2 separate regions of the Homo sapiens genome follow, and region 2 is linked to region 1. A link is an interaction called in ENCODE POLR2A ChIA-PET data of the cell type or tissue named here. Cell type or tissue: MCF 10A. All regions are shown on one strand. Each heading gives the region's core, and the rest is flanking DNA. Links, peaks and the distances in the headings are about the cores only.

What was found. ChIA-PET counts read pairs that join two places held together with the same protein. Peaks named below come from ENCODE experiments on the same cell type or tissue, not always from the same donor. Only the 100,000 strongest peaks of a DNase experiment are listed, where the experiment ranks them.
Region 2: POLR2A ChIA-PET joins it to region 1 with 9 read pairs; 16 of 35 experiments call an interaction of 5 or more read pairs at or near these places.

What each region holds. Positions count from the first base shown.
Region 1 is chr10:103,897,676-103,902,675 of GRCh38, forward strand. STN1 (STN1 subunit of CST complex) reads right to left here. Exons shown (of 10, transcript NM_024928.5): 5 at 2,387-2,548; 6 at 1,202-1,325; 7 at 1-44. Among named protein-coding and RNA genes, the nearest start is that of STN1, 18 kb to the right of the region's middle. In MCF 10A, for the core only: no CTCF peak of the experiment used is centred there; a DNase peak (open chromatin) is centred at 2,836.
Region 2 is chr10:103,953,529-103,965,179 of GRCh38, forward strand. It overlaps LOC102724351 (a long non-coding RNA gene), which reads right to left. Exons shown (of 5, transcript XR_007062282.1): 2 at 6,235-6,312; 3 at 4,931-5,018. Among named protein-coding and RNA genes, the nearest start is that of SLK, 7.8 kb to the right of the region's middle. In MCF 10A, for the core only: no CTCF peak of the experiment used is centred there; no DNase peak of the experiment used is centred there.

The DNA of each region.
Region 1 (5,000 bases), core at 1-5,000:
TCAGCAAACTCGTGAGACTGGGGAGGTCCAGGGCGCCTGGATTGCTGCGGAGGGAAAGTTTTAAAGAGCTCTGCAGAAAACCATCACCTTTGTTCCTTTTTGGTGTATAAAAACCAGAAAATTAGCTAGAAAATGCAACACTATATTGGAGTTTGTTTTTCATATACAGAGTAATATATACAGGGAACATCATGTGGTTGTTTAAAATGATGAGGCAGAACTACAGGAACTAAGATATTCATGACAGATTAGGAGAAAAAAGTCAAACTGCAGAACAGCATGTAAGGTATGGTCCTATTTTTATATAAAAAAAATGGAAACCCACAAAATCTATGGGTGAATATTCATGCTTGTGTAAGCACAGAAGAAACTAATTTAAAAAGACACACATTGGCTTATGAACATTGGTAATCTCTGGGGAATGGTCCTGAGGCAGGAGACAGGAAAATGGAGAATTTTCACTTTTTATATGAGTCTATAGTTGTGCTTTTAATATACTTTTTTGAATATATAATATATTCATGTTAAAAAACATTAAAGGATACACAGTAAAGTCTCCTTTCTGTCCCCTTCCTGTCCTATCCTCCGGTCCCCACCCCCGAGGGAGCTGCTGTTACCGGTTCTCTGTGTCTCCTCTCAGAGTTCTTTTATGCACATATTAGCAAATATGCACACATTCTCATTCCTCCTGGGTTTTCTCCCCTATAAAAAAGTAAAATCATCCCTGGTTGAGAATGACCGGTGCAGGTTTTTTTAAAACAGGTTTTTGATTATGACGTGCTATGGTATCATATTTTGATTATGAGGTGACTTGGTGCATTTTTCTTCAGGTTTCTTGCCTTGGGGTTCATTGAGCTTCCTGGATCTGTGAGTTTAAAGTTTTTATCAAACTTGGAAAAATGTCAGGCATTATTATTTCTTCCAAGTGTTTTTCTCTGCTCCTGCCTCCACTCCTCCTTCAGTGACTCCAATTACACCCATAATTTCCTCACGACAACCCTAGGACATCTGTGCTATTATTCTCTTCATGTTACAGTTGAGGAAATTGAAGCATAGAGAGGGTTAGAGGGCTTGCCCAGAGCCCCACAGTGCATAGGTGGATGATTCGGGATTTGAACCTAGGCCGATCCCAGCATCTGGGCTCAGCTGCTTCAGTTTTCTGCCGTGGTCACGTGCTCAGCAGTGATAAGTCACCACTTACCTTAGTGCCTCTTCTTTCTCTAGGGCTGAGCTGTGAAAAGGCTGGTCATAAACTTTCCTGTAGATAGTGGGCAGCTCAAGCATCCTTGCAATTTGAATGTTCCACACTGGGTCGTCCACTTTATCTAACAAGTGACCAGAAAAAAGATGCTACAGAAATTACAAATTACATTGAGATCAATTCTTTCCCAGGCCCAAACTGCTGCTAAGACAACAGTAAATGAGGTGCTGGGTGGGCCTCCTTCCTTGTGAGTGCCCAGGGATCACAGTCTAGATGCACTAAATGGCTCCCAGTCATCCTGCATGAGGGAATGCGATGCCCTAAGTGTCATGGGCTTGGCCAGGGCCAAGGAACCAGGAAAGCACATCAATGTATTGATTCGTCTGCTCCTCTGGTGGACAGCAGGGGCTGTCCTTGAGATTTCCAACTGAAAACCAGCCAGCACGTGCAAAGGGAAGATGATGGGGAACTGTCATATTTCTGATTAGCTGTTTTCATTTAAAGTTAATGGACTTAATGGTATTCAAGAAATTTCTGGCCAGGCACAGTGGCACACGGCTGTAATCCCAGCACTCTGGGAGGCTGAGGTGGGCGGATCTCTTGAGCTCAGAAATTTGAGACCAGCCTGGACAACATGGCGAAACCCCATCTCTACAAAAAATTAGCTGGGTGTGGTGGCGCATGCCTGTAGTTCCAGCTACTCAGAAGGCTGAGGTGGGAGAATCTCCTGAGCCCAGGAATTTGAGGCTGCATTGGGCTGTGACTGTGCCACTGCATTCCACCCTGGGCAACAGTGTAAGACTCTGTCTCAAAAAAAGAAAAAAAATAAAGAAAAAATAAAGAAATTTCCATTATTTTGAAGAATATTCATATTTTGCCCTAATGGATTGACATTCTGAACTTGAAAGTGCTTTGGAAACTCTACTATGTCATCCAAATAAACTTGCCAACCATATATAAAGTAAATAATTCATTTTCTTTCCCAACTTATAATTAGCTGTCTTCAAAATAAAAGTAAGAAATGCTGATTTTCTAAAGAAAGCATGTTAAACAATGTAATTCACTCATTAAATAGAGTTATACCTTAACTGAACTTTTTGAAAGTTTGACTTCCAGCTGAACAAGAGGTTTACTGGACGCACATCCAGAAAAACCACCAATTTGGTAGAAATATCTTGTGCTTACAGTAAGTGGTGGCATGAATCTCTCGCTCTTCTCTGTATGTGCGGATACTGCCTCTGACTCGGATCGTGTCCCCGATCTCTATCTTTGTTTTCTGCTCAATGGTCTCTTGTAGCTTCTTAAGTTGTGAGGTTAAGCTGAGCTCTCTTGCTGCACTTGGAGCAGCTGTAGTTGTTTAGAGCCAGAGGGAAAGAGAAAAAGTTATAACACAATCACTCTACCACATCTGTGAGACAGTTTTAGGGTAAGACCAACACAATATGCTTATTTATTCTACTTCTGAGTAATTGTTCTACTGTTGGAAATCCACATAACCTTTTGGAGTACTCCACTGAGAACAAGGTATAAACTGTAATTATTCAAGAGCGGGGTGAAAGGAACGGAGTCTAGACTGAGGTCCAGCGGGCAAGTTCCGACAGGCTCCAGGGCCTTCTTTCCTGCCCTGCATCACCAGTGCAGTCAAAGGGCTCTGCATGGCCTTGAGACAAATTCTGTACAATGAGTTCAGCTGGGCGTGGCAGCAATAGCTTTAAACAACCTTTCAAATGTCCTTGCGAGGAGACTTGTCCCATCTGAGTGCTCAACATCCCAATTTCTCACCTCTCATCTCTGTTGGGAAACTAGGCTAATCTCTCTGTCTCTCTCTCTCTCTCTCACACACACACACACACACTCTCTCTCTCTCTCACACTTTCTCCACTTTCTCTCTCTCATACCACTTAAAACTATAAACTCGAGCAACTTTATAATGAAAAAAACCCAATGTACACTCAATTCTAAATAACTTCTATCACTATTTTACTTCCAAATTGTATTAGTTAAGTAAGAAGAATCGTCACGAATGTCTGGGTACTATAGATGCTGTTCTAAGGAGTTTACAATGTATTAGCACATTTAGTCCTCACAACCACTCCTGCTCATTATTAGTCCCATTTTAGAGAGGAAACTGAGTCACAGAGAGGTCAAGCAACTTGCCCAAAGTAGAACAGCTAGTTAGAGACAAGGCTGGAGTTTGAACCCAGGCAGTCTCTAGCTCCAGAGCCATCCCACTTATCCTTTATTCTCTGCTGCCTGCCCCAGGAAGATACTCACATTTCCCAGTTACGGCTGGTGGGTGTAAAAGACTATGTATTCTGTTTTCCTGTCTAGCATAATTTCAAATACACATATGTATCCAAAGAAGCTACACAGCCAAGCATTTTATGTTTATTAGAGACAGGGTCTCACTATGTTGCCCAGGCTGGAATTGAACTCCTGGCCTCAAGCAATCCTCCCACCTCAGTCTCTTGAGTAGCTGGGATTATAGGTACAGTTTTATAAATTTTTACTTTCGTTTTTTTCACTAGCACTGTATGGGGGCAGTATAGCTCAGCCATCGGCATTTTGGCTACTGGAGTCAGAAAGACCTGACGTGAATCTCAGTTTACCTCCTACTAGCTGTGTAATCTTGGGCAGGCTGCTTAACCTGCTTAACCTCACTGTGCCTGTTTCCTTTCTACACTTACGCTTCGGTTTCCTCAATTATGAAATGGATATAACAGTAGAGTCTACCTCATACATAGAGTTGTTGTGCATTATCTAATTGAACACTTACATTCTGCACTTAGCACAATTCCATATTTATAGGAAATAATAAATGTAAGCTATTTGTGATAATGAATAATTAAACCTTCCAGAAAAAGTATCTTGTTTTTTGGGGGTCTTTCTTTGGAGATTATTACTGGATAAAAAATTACAAACTGGTTTACAGTTCATTACATATTGTCAGAATGCTTGCCAGAAAAAAATGATCAAATCTCTCTGTTTTTAGACAACATTGTCAGTAATGCATGCAGGCTCACAACTCCTACACCAGCTTCAGTCATTTGGATTTTTAATACCTTAAAAAATACATAATTATTCCGTACATCTTATTTTGCTTTTAAATTGCAGGAGAGGCTGTGTTTTTACACAAGATGATCTACTCTCTGTATTTCTTTATAGAGAAACCCTTCATCAAAATCAACCTAATATAATTTTGACAACTGTGGCTCTGTAATGTACAGAGGCATTAATTTTCCTTGAACACACCTACTATACCCAGGGAAACAGCAACATAGGGAGCACAGAGAACTCTGTGCATTCAGTGAGTCCAGGTAGGAACCTGGACGCAATCAGCATTACCGCTGCTCAGAGCTTACTGGGTTTCTTCAAAAAATCCCCAACTGCTACTTTTTCAAAAGTAGCAGTTCCTATCCCCAGGCCCTCTTCTACTTAGGCTGAATTTTAAAGGTATTTATAAATCTCATTGTCATTATGCAGACATTATAGGTGATAATAAATGCTTCACATAGCACCACTGAAATGATCAGACTGATGGTTGGTCTGAGAAAAAGAGGCCCACCTTTCACTTAAAGGGTGAGCCAAGTTGCCAAAAGGAGGCTCAAGCTGTGTAATTAAATGAATATAATGAGAAGACTGGAGCCTGACAGAACTTCACTTTCAGTGTCTATTCCATCATGAAAGATAAATCCCCTTTAACATTCGAATACTCAGGGCCAGGAAATCTTAACTTTGCTCATAAGCTAAGTCCAAATGGTACATTCAATGTGACATTTATGAAAGCTAATATTATATT
Region 2 (11,651 bases), core at 2,643-7,642, 58 kb after region 1:
AGAAACCATCAAACTGATTTTCAAATTAGTTGCACATTTTACATTCCCACCAGCAATATATGAGTTTTTCCAGTTGCTCAGCATCCTTGCCAACACCTGATGGGGAGAGTCTTTTTAATTTTGGCCATTCTGGTGGTTGGGGACTGGTATCTCATCGTGGTTTTCATTTACATTTCCCTTATGATTAATGATGTTGAACATATTTTCATATGCTTGTATGCCCTCCATATATCTTTTTTATTGTTGAAATGTGTGTCTAAATATCTTGCCAATTTTTAAATTGGGTTAGTTGGCTTGGAAAAAACACTCCAGGCAGTTAGGACACCTGAGTTCTATTTCTAGATCTGGTCCCAGTGTTGCCATACTATTTGACCACAGATTTCTTGCCTCTCTCGACCCTTTGCAAATGAGGTTAAGCCCACTGCTCTGTAAGTCTTCTTTAAGAGTCAAGTTATTTGTTGGGTATATGTTTTGGAAATATTTTCCCTGAGTTTGTGGCTTGCCTTTCTTAGTAGCATTTTTTAAAGAGAAAAAGTTTTAAATTTTGATTAAACCCAATTCATTAATTTCTTTCTCTTATAGTTTATGCTTCTTGTGTCATATTTAAGAAATCTTTTCCAAAGCCAAGATCACTAAGATTTTTAAAAGATGTTTTATAATTTTATAATTTTTAATTGTAGCTCTTACATTTAGCTCTATATTCCATTTAGAGTTACTTGTGGTATATGGTATAATGTGGGGGTTGAGGTTACTTTTTATTTTTTCATGTGGCTGATGGTTTCAGCGTTATTTGTTGAAGATATTATCCTTTCCTCATTGAATTGCCTTGGCACCTTTGCCAAGAATCAATTGACTATATGTGTGCGTGTGTGCATATACATATGTGTATGTATACATATACATGTATATGTGTATATATATGTATGTATGTCTAATGCTGGGTTCTCTCTTATGTTTCATTTTTGCCCATCTTTAGACCAGAACCTCTCCTGATTACTATAGCTTATGATAAGTCTTGAAACCTTGTAGTGTAAATCCTGTATCTTTGTTCTCTTTTTCTCTCTTTTGTTATATGGTAGATTGTTTGCTTTTCCATATTCAGCATTAGCTTGCCATTTTCAGACAAAACCCTGAAGGGATTTTGATTGTGAATGCATTGAATTTAGACATCGGTTAGGGGAGAATGAACATCTTAACAATATTAAGTCTTCTAATCCATGAAGATGGTATACCTCTCCATTTATTTGGATCTCCTTTTATTTCTCCCAGTAAAATATCTGGTTACAATAACTGGTTACAAAAATTAGTTGATTATAAACTATTATGAAAATGTATTTTTGAAATCAAGGTCTGTATTTCCTCTTAAGAAGCAATAGACTAGAACTGCCTCAGAATAGAGGGAGGCCAAAATATGTGGGGGCTGCATGAAGTTGTGCCTTTGCTCATAGAACTTTTAAAGAGGAAAAGTTTTTAATTTTGATTAATTCCAATTCATTAATTTCTTTCTTTTATAGTTTATGCCTTTTGTGTTATTCATTCTTACAATAAATGGTATCCTCCTCCCTCAAACTCATAATATCATTTTATATCACCTTAACAAGAGATTACAGATATGTTCAACAATGACTGTCATTCACCAACTTTGTTTTCATTAAAAATTCAATGAAAAGATTACATATGAGTAAGATATATATATATAGCATGTTAGTATTATTTTAGGCTTTCTTTAAAAAAAACATCATTAAAAAGTGATCACAGACTTCCACTATTTTAAAAGTTATAACCTATGTCAATAAGGTTTACTTTTAAAATTCAATGTGATGTTTGGGCATCTCTAACTGAGGCTATTGTAAAAGGTGATAATGTTCAGATGGGTGAGGAAGAATGGAAACTTCTGATGCAGCAGGTGGGTGGATGACAGCCTCTCAAGTGGAGGGATAGGGCACCACATCCATAAGAAGAGGGGGGATAAGAAGAACGGCATATAAAATCATGGAACTTGAGGGTAGAAGGGGATCTTTAAAAGTCACTCAGTCGGCCAGGTACAGTGGCTCACACCTGTAATCCCAGCACTTTGGGATACCAAGGCGGGCAGATCACCCGAGATCGGGAGTTCAAGACCAGCCTAACCAACATGGAGAAACCTCGTCTCTACTAAAAATACAAAATTAGCTGGGCGTGGAGATGCATGCCTGTAATCCCAGCTACTCGGGAGGCTGAGGCAGAGAATGGGGTGAACCTGGGAGGTGGAGCTTGCAGTGAGCCAAGATCGCTCCACTGCACTCCAGCCTGGGAGACAGAGCGAGACTCTGGCTCAAAAAAAAAAGCAAAACTCCATCTTAAAAAAAAAAAAGATCACTCAGTCAGACTACTCATATTTAAAGGGAACATCTGAAATACCATGGAACAGGACAGAGAAGAGCCTAAGGCAACAGATAAGATCTTGGATTTTTTTTTTTTTTTTTTTTTTTGAGATGAAGTCTCGCTCTGTCACCCAGGCTGGAGTGCAGTGGCGCGATCTTGGCTCACTGCAACCTCTGCTTCCCAGGTTCAAGAGATTCTCCTGCCTCAGCCTCCCAAGCAGCTGGGATTACAGGCGCCCGCCACCACACCTGGCTAATTTTTGTATTTTTAGTAGAGATGGGGTTTCACCATGTTGGCCAGACTGGTCTCAAACTACTGACTTCAGGGGATCTCCCCGCCTCAGCCTCCCAAAGTGCTGGGATTACAGGCGCGAGTCACTGTGCCCGGCCGATCTTGGATGTTCAAATGGCTATGCCAAGGTCTATGTCACAGGCCAGGACTAGACTACTTTATAAGTCACCTTTGTAAAACTAGAAAATAGTGTTCCTGTGGGCCAACACAGATTCACCGGCACTCACCCTGGTTAATGAAGTGTGGGCTAGATTTCAGTCTTCCCTTATCCCCTTGGCTATGTGTATTTATGTAGTTGCACAAAAGCCAAACAAGTGGTCTTTCCATAAGCCAAAGAGAAATCTAGAAACCAGAATTCCTAACTCAGTTGATTTGAGAGTGAGGTGATGAGAGTCAGCACAGTTTAAACCCAGAGGTTTCAACAGAAAATAACTTTTCCAGCAATCAGGTAGAGATCAGAGTGGATAAGACTTGGTGGTGGCATCACAGGATAGAAATCAAGGCACTGTTGATGCAAGATAAGAGTGGAATACAGAAGATGAAATGGAGAACTCTATCTCCAGGGGTCACATTTTGTTGGAGTAACTGAAAGGCTAAAGAACAATGACAAGGGGCAGCTGGGAAACTGTCAGCATCTTAGCCCTCATGAAACTATGCTTTGTCTCTGTATTTCTTTTCCAAAGTTCCCTCCTGCTGAAAGGATATGTTTGAGCTGAGACATGGTGGAGGTGAATGTGTGTTGCAGAGACTGAGAATTGGCCTTTGGTGGGAAAACTAAAGAAAAACCTCCATTTGGAATTGCTTGAACCCAGTGGGTGGAGGTTGCAGTGAGCCAAGATCGCACCACTGCACTACAGCCTGGGCGACAGAGCAAGACTCCATCTCAAAAAAATAAAAAAAATAAAAAAAAAAAGAAGAAAAGAAAAAACCTCCATTTGATTTTGATTTTGAATGATAGCAAAAAGGAATAAATTTGGCTTCCACCAGACATGAAACAGGATATATCTTCTTAATTTATTCACTTAAGTCCAATGTTGTTTTTAAGGTCTGGACAAATAAACATACAACTTTGTATCAGTATATTAGAAGTATGTTGTGTAAGATCAGGAAAGAACTTAAGGAAATGTGGAAAGCATTCAACCTCTAAATCAGCATATACATTGCTACTATTACTTTCCAAGGAAAAACAGAATTTAGGTTTTTTTTAAAAAACTTATGTAACCATTGATTATGACCTCAGGGACTTTGGAATAACTACAGAAGGGTCATCTAGGTTTTTTAACTGTCATCAAAGCTTTGCAAATAGTTTAAAAAGACATTGAGGCAAATTTAGGGTATTTTACTTTATTACCAGAATTAACTCTATAACATATGACTTTTCAAATTAAAACTATCCTAATGTAAACTCTTTGCAATTTTAAGAATTAGAATTTCAATTATTGAATTACTGAAAAGTTCATTTGGTTTTCTTAAAGTCTGGCCGTTAACCCCAATCTCGCAAGATGGCACTTTACAATACAGATTCTGTGGTTAAAAATGTTTGAGAAACACTGGATACTCTTGTGAGGGAACATGAAACACATTAGCCCATTAAAAGCTCTGCAGTAAGGGAAATTTTTAAAACTTTAACCAAGAGAGTTTCCCAAAGTTATGTGGCTATAGTATGCCTTCTTAAAGTAAAATTTTCATTTATTGACCATTGTTCTAGTTATAGATTGCTGCTTACTAAACATTCCTAAAATTTAGTGGCTTAAATGAACAGCAATCTTTTTTTTTAGTTCATGAATCGGCAATTTGGGCGGGGCTCAGTAAGAATGCTTGTTTCTTCTCCACATGGTGTCAGCTCACGTAGCTTTACTCAGGGATGGATGATGAACTTCAGTATGGTTCACTCATATGGCTGGCAAGTTGACATTGACTGTCAGCTGGGAGTTCAACCAGGACTGAGGGCACAGGTCTCTCCATGCGGATGTCTCCATGGGTTGTTTGGGCTTCCTCAGGGCACGGTGGTGGGGTCTAAGAGTGAGTGTTGCAAGTGATGGAAAGTTGAAACAGCTAATGTTTTAAGGCCTGAGTCTGGAAACGGGCACAATATTACTTCTGTTGTATTATATTGGTTAAGCAGCCACGGATCCAAGATGCAAGAGGAAGGGACATTGATCCCTAACTCTTAGTGGGAGGAGTTTCACAGAATGTAGGGGTTGTATGTTAAAATCATACGCACAGGAAAATGCACAGATCACAAGTGCAGAAGCTTTTGACACAATAAACTCACCCATGCACTCAGTATCCAGAAGACCTCCCCTTAGGTCTTCCTCCAGGCATCACCCCCTCATAGGTAACCAATATCTTGACCTACAATACTAAAGATTAGCACAGCCTCAGCTGGATAATTCTTTGTGCTGTCCTGCACATTGCAGAATGTTTAGCAGCATCCCTCATCTTTACCCACCAGATACCAGCAGCATCCCCTCCCCTAGTTGTGACAAAAAAAAAATGTTTCCAGAAATTGCCAAATATCACTGGATTAGAACCTGCACATTTTGCACATGTACCCTAAAACTTAAAGTATAATAATAATAATAAAATAAAATAAATCTATTTGTCTAAATCCCACTTAGTCATTTAAAGTTCCAAGAGATTTTTTCGTCTGTTTTGATTTTGACTGATTCCTCAGTCCCTAGAATACTGCCTGACATATACGAGAAAACTGATGACTATCTGTTGAACAAATGAGAGAATGAAAGATACCAATTCTAAATAGTTATTTAAAGAGTCAGCTCTAAAATATATACTTTTTTTATTCTACCAAACCCGCAATCGCAAATCATTTGGTTCATTTTTGTTAGAAATGATCATTTTATGACAACATTGATATAAAATACAAGAATATATTTGCCTCTAACAGGAATCTATATTGGTTAATTTCCTCCTGTAGCAACATGAAATATGAGTCATGGAAATAGAAAAGATTAGGATTTACCAGACAAATAGGCAGTGTCTCATGACAGTGTTAATAATGTAATAAGCCTCAAATTGTGGTTTGTAATGGTCATGACAGCTTTGTGAAAAAGGAATGCATAGTAACAAAAAGTTTTCATTAAAAACCTAGGAGAGGTACTAGGTCCTGAAAGATTAGAAGGGGGAAGGAGGAAATGTATAAGACAGTAGTAGGGACTTGAGTAGTTATTTCTTTACAGGGGAAACTGAAAATTTCTTTTGCAAAATAGCCTCTGATATTACTCTGAAAAAAAATCTCCACTGTCTCCCCCATTGCCTGTGGCAAGCATTTCCTATCTTACCAGGTAAATTTCTTAAGGCTTACCCCAAGAACAGTGTTCAGTGGAAATAGTGTTCTCCATGAATTTTGATGGATACTGTATGTCCTTCTTTTTGAAATTCCTAACTGCACTTATTTGCTCTTCATTCACCATTATGTCAGAAAAATGAACACAATCACCATATAATGCCACTAAAATTAGGGGCACAATAAAAATCGAATTTTACAACTGCAAAGGTTCTTAGAGATCACATGGTCATTTTGATGAAGCAAACTACTACACATTTATAGTAACTTACCTTAGGAATTACCCCATTGCCTAGGTCATTCTGAATTGTTTCATCTCCTTGAAGACACCTCTGTTAAACATGAAATTCCTGTGTAAGACACAAAGTGCAGAGAAGTTAGTGACTTGCCCAATGTCACAGGGTTAACAAGAGGACAAATAATTTGGAGCTAATGATCAAAATGATCATATCCAAAATATGTCTCATGAAACAAAGAACAAATGTAATACATAAAAGTAGGGGGCAATGGGGTAGCACAGAGGCTTTTATCAAGCCCAAAGTGTCGGTTGCCAGATGATGCTGTGGTTGGGTTACTCTCATTTAGTCAGTGTCTGAGTGAAACACATTTAATATTGACCATTCAAATACTTAAAGTTCAAAAGATGTTAGGGAGTCTAGATTTTTAAACTGGAATTGGAGTACCACTTGTAAAAGAAGGATGTCTATCTAGTTTTTATTTTCTAATTTCCCAAGATTTGGATGCATTAAGCCTTCTCATCGCACTGCCAAATGTTTATGATTCATTTTAGCAGAAGTTACTAGGGATGAGGAGAAGGTGGGAGTATGTGTGTGTAACAGTTCTGTATGACGCAGAAAGAGAAATGAATTAGAAGGGAGGATATTTTTCGATTCCTTTTATGAAATAAAAAAGAGCTTAAATCAGGTGACTTGTTTACTTTTTCTTGTTTTCAAAATAGAAAAAAGAGAGACCCAAAACCTGATTTGGAATTTTCTGAATGACACACAATTCTATTTCAGGAGAATAATTGTCATAATCACAGGTTAGTTACCTTCTTAAAATATCTAAAAAATTCCTTTCTAAAAATATAACTCCACAGGGACAGAAAACTGTATTTACGTCACAGAATACTTGTATATCAAAGGAATTTGCTACTTCCATCTAATCTACACAATAGCATTTAAAGAACTAACTAGTAAATTTATTGTCTAAATAAGGAAGGGGAAAGGAATTGACATGTAATTTCTTTCACTAGGTGTAAAGTTTTATCATTTTCATTTATTCATTCAACAATAATGTATGGAATAGGAAGACACTGGGCTAGATGTAGGAGGTACAAGGATGAGCATGACTGTCCCTGCCCTCTAAATGCTTTCCGTCTAGGAGAAACATACACAGCCTCCCATACATATGCAGATATATACACGCTCACATACAAACACATTCACACATACCCATACACACATATTCGTACACATACACACGTTCACACAATATGTACATGCATGCTCACACATGCATACACCCTCAGTACTATACACTCACACATATACACACATATGTATTAACATATGAACACATATATACATATATATCCACATATACACACTCACATGCATACATACATACATACGTGGGAGCTGAGCTGACAAAGTGGAGACAGTGAGTAGAATGTTTTCAATTTAGAGGAAGGAGAAAGACATAGCATTGGCAACGATCCTGTGAGACGACTATGGCAAAATCTCAAGGAGGCTAAGTAGACCGTCTTAGTGGAGTTGTTAAATACTGGAGAGTTAGGTTTTCCGAGATCTGGATTCAAGTGAAAATCTGCCATTACTACCCGTGAGGCCATAACCAAGTTACATAACTCACTGCCTTAGTTTCCTCTCTTTTACATAGGGATTATCATAGTACCTATTTCATGAGGTTGCCATGAGGTTTAAATGAGATGATGCATGTAAACCACTAAGCACAATGTACTAAATTTCCATTTATTTATTTATTTATTTAGAGATAGGGTCTCTGTGTTGTCCAAGCTGGAGTGCAGTGGTGCTATCATAGCCCGCTGCAGCCTCAAACTCCTGGCCTCAAGCTCCCGAGTAGCTGGTGCATAACATCACACCCAGCTAATTTTATTTTTGTAGAGACGAGGTCTTGCCATATTGCCCAGGCTGGTCTTAAACTCCCGGCCTCAAACGATCCTCCTGCCTAGGCCACCCAAAGTGCTTGGATTACAGGTATGAGCCACCGTGCCCAGCCTAAATTTCCAGTTTGTGATGATATCCTTATTATTACCAGAGAAGATTATTTACCAGGTAAATTGTGAAGATAGTATTCCTCTCACCAAGCTGCTTAGTGAGAAAATATTAAACTATTTTTAAGGTGGGTAGAGCCAAAAATTATGTATTAAATGAATTTATTTGCATACCAAAGTATAATCCAAAAAAATTTTTTAAAAAATGAATACATGATCGCTGCTTCATCTTTACTTTTAAAGTTCTAAAAATTCAGGAAAGCCAAATTATCATTTATAAATAACACAAACATCTACATGTCATGGCCTTCACTGGGAATATCTGATCTGACTAAATGACATCACACCCAGTGTTACTAAGTAATTTCTGTGGCTATAACTTCATGGTGAAAATATATAAGCTATTATTAACTCTGTGATCATTTCATCAAAGTATGTTAGACTTGCTCATGTCATTTATAGAATACTGACAAACATTATTTGATATTATTCGTTGATATGATTAGGCAATTCATAAAATAAGAAATAAAAGTGGCCAATATACAAATGGAAAAGTATTACATCATTAATAATCAGATAATTCTAAATTAAGATAAGTTATTTTGGGGCTATTAGCTTGGTAAAGATTAATGGATAGGCCAGGTGCGGTGGCTCATGCCTGTAATCCCAGCTCTTTGGGAGGCCGAGGTGGGCAGATCACTTGAGGTCAGGAGTTCGAGACCAGCCTGGCCAACATAGTGAAACCCTGTCTCTACTGAAAATACAAAAAATTAGCCAGTTGTGGTGGCAGGCGCCTGTAATCCAAGCTGCTTGGGAGGCTGAGGCAGGAGAATTGCTTGAACCCAGGAGGTGGAGGTTGCAGTGAGCCGAGATCATACCACTGCACTCCAGCCTGGGTGACAGAGCAAGACTCTGCCTCAAAAAAAAAAAAAAAAAAAAAAAGATGGATAATACCTTGTTGCTATTGAGGGTGTGGTGAAATTTGACACTCTCATATGTCAACATTTTTCTTTTTCTTTTTTTCTTTTTGAGACAGGGCCTTGCTCGGTCACCCAGGCTCATGTGCAGTGGCACGATCGTGTCTCACTGCAGCCTTGACCTCCTGGGCTCAAGTGATCCTCCCTCCCGTCTCAGTCTCTCATGTAGCTGGGACTACAGGTATGAGCCACCATGTTTGGCTAATTTTTTTATTTTTTGTAGAAATGAGGGTCTCACTATATTGCCCAGGCTGGTCTGGAACTCCTGGGCTCAAGCAAACCTGCTGGCTCAGTCTCCCAAAGCGCTGAGATTAGAGGCATGAGCCACCATGTTTGGCCACCAATCTTTTTAGAGGCCAGTTAGGCAATACAGAGCAAAAACATTTTTAATATGATCTTTGACTCATCAATTCCACTTCTTGAATTGTGTCTTCAGGGAATATAATCAGACAAATACACAAAGATGCTTGTATATGCACACTAACTGTGGAATTGTTTATGATGACAAAAAAATTGGAAACTACCTAGATGCCTGTCATGCCTGTCAATACAGAAATGCTTAAATAAATTATGGTATAGTTAGACACTAGAACTCTGTGCAGCTATTAAAAAAGGATTAGACAGATCTATTTGGGATGGCTTGGAAAGATGTCAACGATCTGTATTGGATGATGCCAGTTTTATATCTTAACAGATATACATGCGGCCAGGTGCAGTGGCTAACACCTGTAATCCCAGCACTTCGGGAGGCCGAGGTGGGCAGAATACTTGAGGTCAGGAGTTTAGGGCCAGCCTGGCCAACATGGCAAAACCCTGTCTCTACTAAAAATACAAAAAATTAGCCGGGCTTGGTGGTGTGCGCCTGTGATCCCAGCTACTCAAGAGGCTGAGGAGGAGAATTGCTTGAACCCAGGTGGTGGAGGTTGCAGTGAGCCGAGATCACACCACTGCACTCCAGCCTTGGCGACAGACGGAAACTTCATCTTAAAAAATATATATATATATATATTTATATATATATATATATACACACATACACATACATACACACAGAAAAAAACATATATAGGCCTAACTTTTTCAAAGTAGCTTTATTGAGGTATAATTTACAAAGCATATAATTCACCCATTCTAAGTGTAAAATCATCACCATAATCTAGTTATAAAACCCTTTTTTATTGTCCCCCAAAATTCTCTCATGCTCATGGGCTTAACTTTTTTTATTTGGCCATGTATTATGTTATTAAAAGGAAAAGCTTTTACAAGAGGCTCATTTCCATTTCTTTTTTTCATAATATATGAAAAAATTTATGATAATATTTCTATTTCTTTTTTTTTTTTTTTGAGACAGGGTCTAGCTCTGTCGCCCAGGTGAAGTGCAGTGGCACGATCTCAGGTCACTGCAACCTCCGCCTCCCAGGTTCAAGCGATTCTCCTGCCTCAGCCTCCCGAGTAGCTGGGATTACAGATGCATGACACCACACCCGGCTAATTTTTGTATTTTTGTTAGAGACGGGGTATTGCCATGTTGGCCATGCTCATCTCAAACTCCTGACCTGAGGTGATCCACCCACCTCAGCCTCTCAAATTGCTGGGATTACAGGTGTGAGCCCCCGTGCCCAGCCTATTTCTATTTCTTAATGGTGTCAGAACTTTATCTTTGCTTTGCTAGTGACTTTTTAAAAACCACTTATTGAATTATGATTGACATACAATAAGCTGCTCATACTTAATGTATATAACTAGATGAGCTGGGTGATAACTGTACATCACCACTGCCTATTACATAAACATATCCATCATCACAGGCTTAACTTTTAACAGTGGTTAGGTCGAGGGTAACTATGAGTAGGGGGGAAGGAAGGAGGACAGAACTATAGACAGCTTCCTAGTTTATAATTTCTGTATTATTTGAATTATTTACAACAAAAATATACTATCTTTCATTTTTATTTTTTCTTCGAGACAAGTTCTAGCTCTGTTGCCCAGGCTGACGTGCAGTGGCACAAACATGGCTCACTGCAGCCTCATCCTCTTGGGCCCAAGTGATCCTCCTGCCTCAGCCTCCCCAGTAGCTGAGACCACAGGTGAGTGCCACCATGCCCAGCTAATTTTTCTGTTTTTAATTTTTGGTAGATGTGATCTCGCCATGTTGCCCAGTCTGGTCTCAAATTCCTGGGCTCAAGAAATCCTCCCACCTCAGCCTGGGATTATAGGTGTGAGCCACCCCACCCAGCCAGTAATACACTATCTTTTAATTGACAAAATAGTAAAGTCTTTTCTATTTTGAAAAGAACAAAATAAGGAAACAGACATATACCCATTGACCGAAATCTACTTTTGGCAATTTATCCTAAGGAAATAATCAAATATGTGGAAAAAGATTTGTGTACAAAGATATTTATCCGTATTTTATTAAAAACAGAGGAATTATAATCTAAATATCTCATAATGGAAG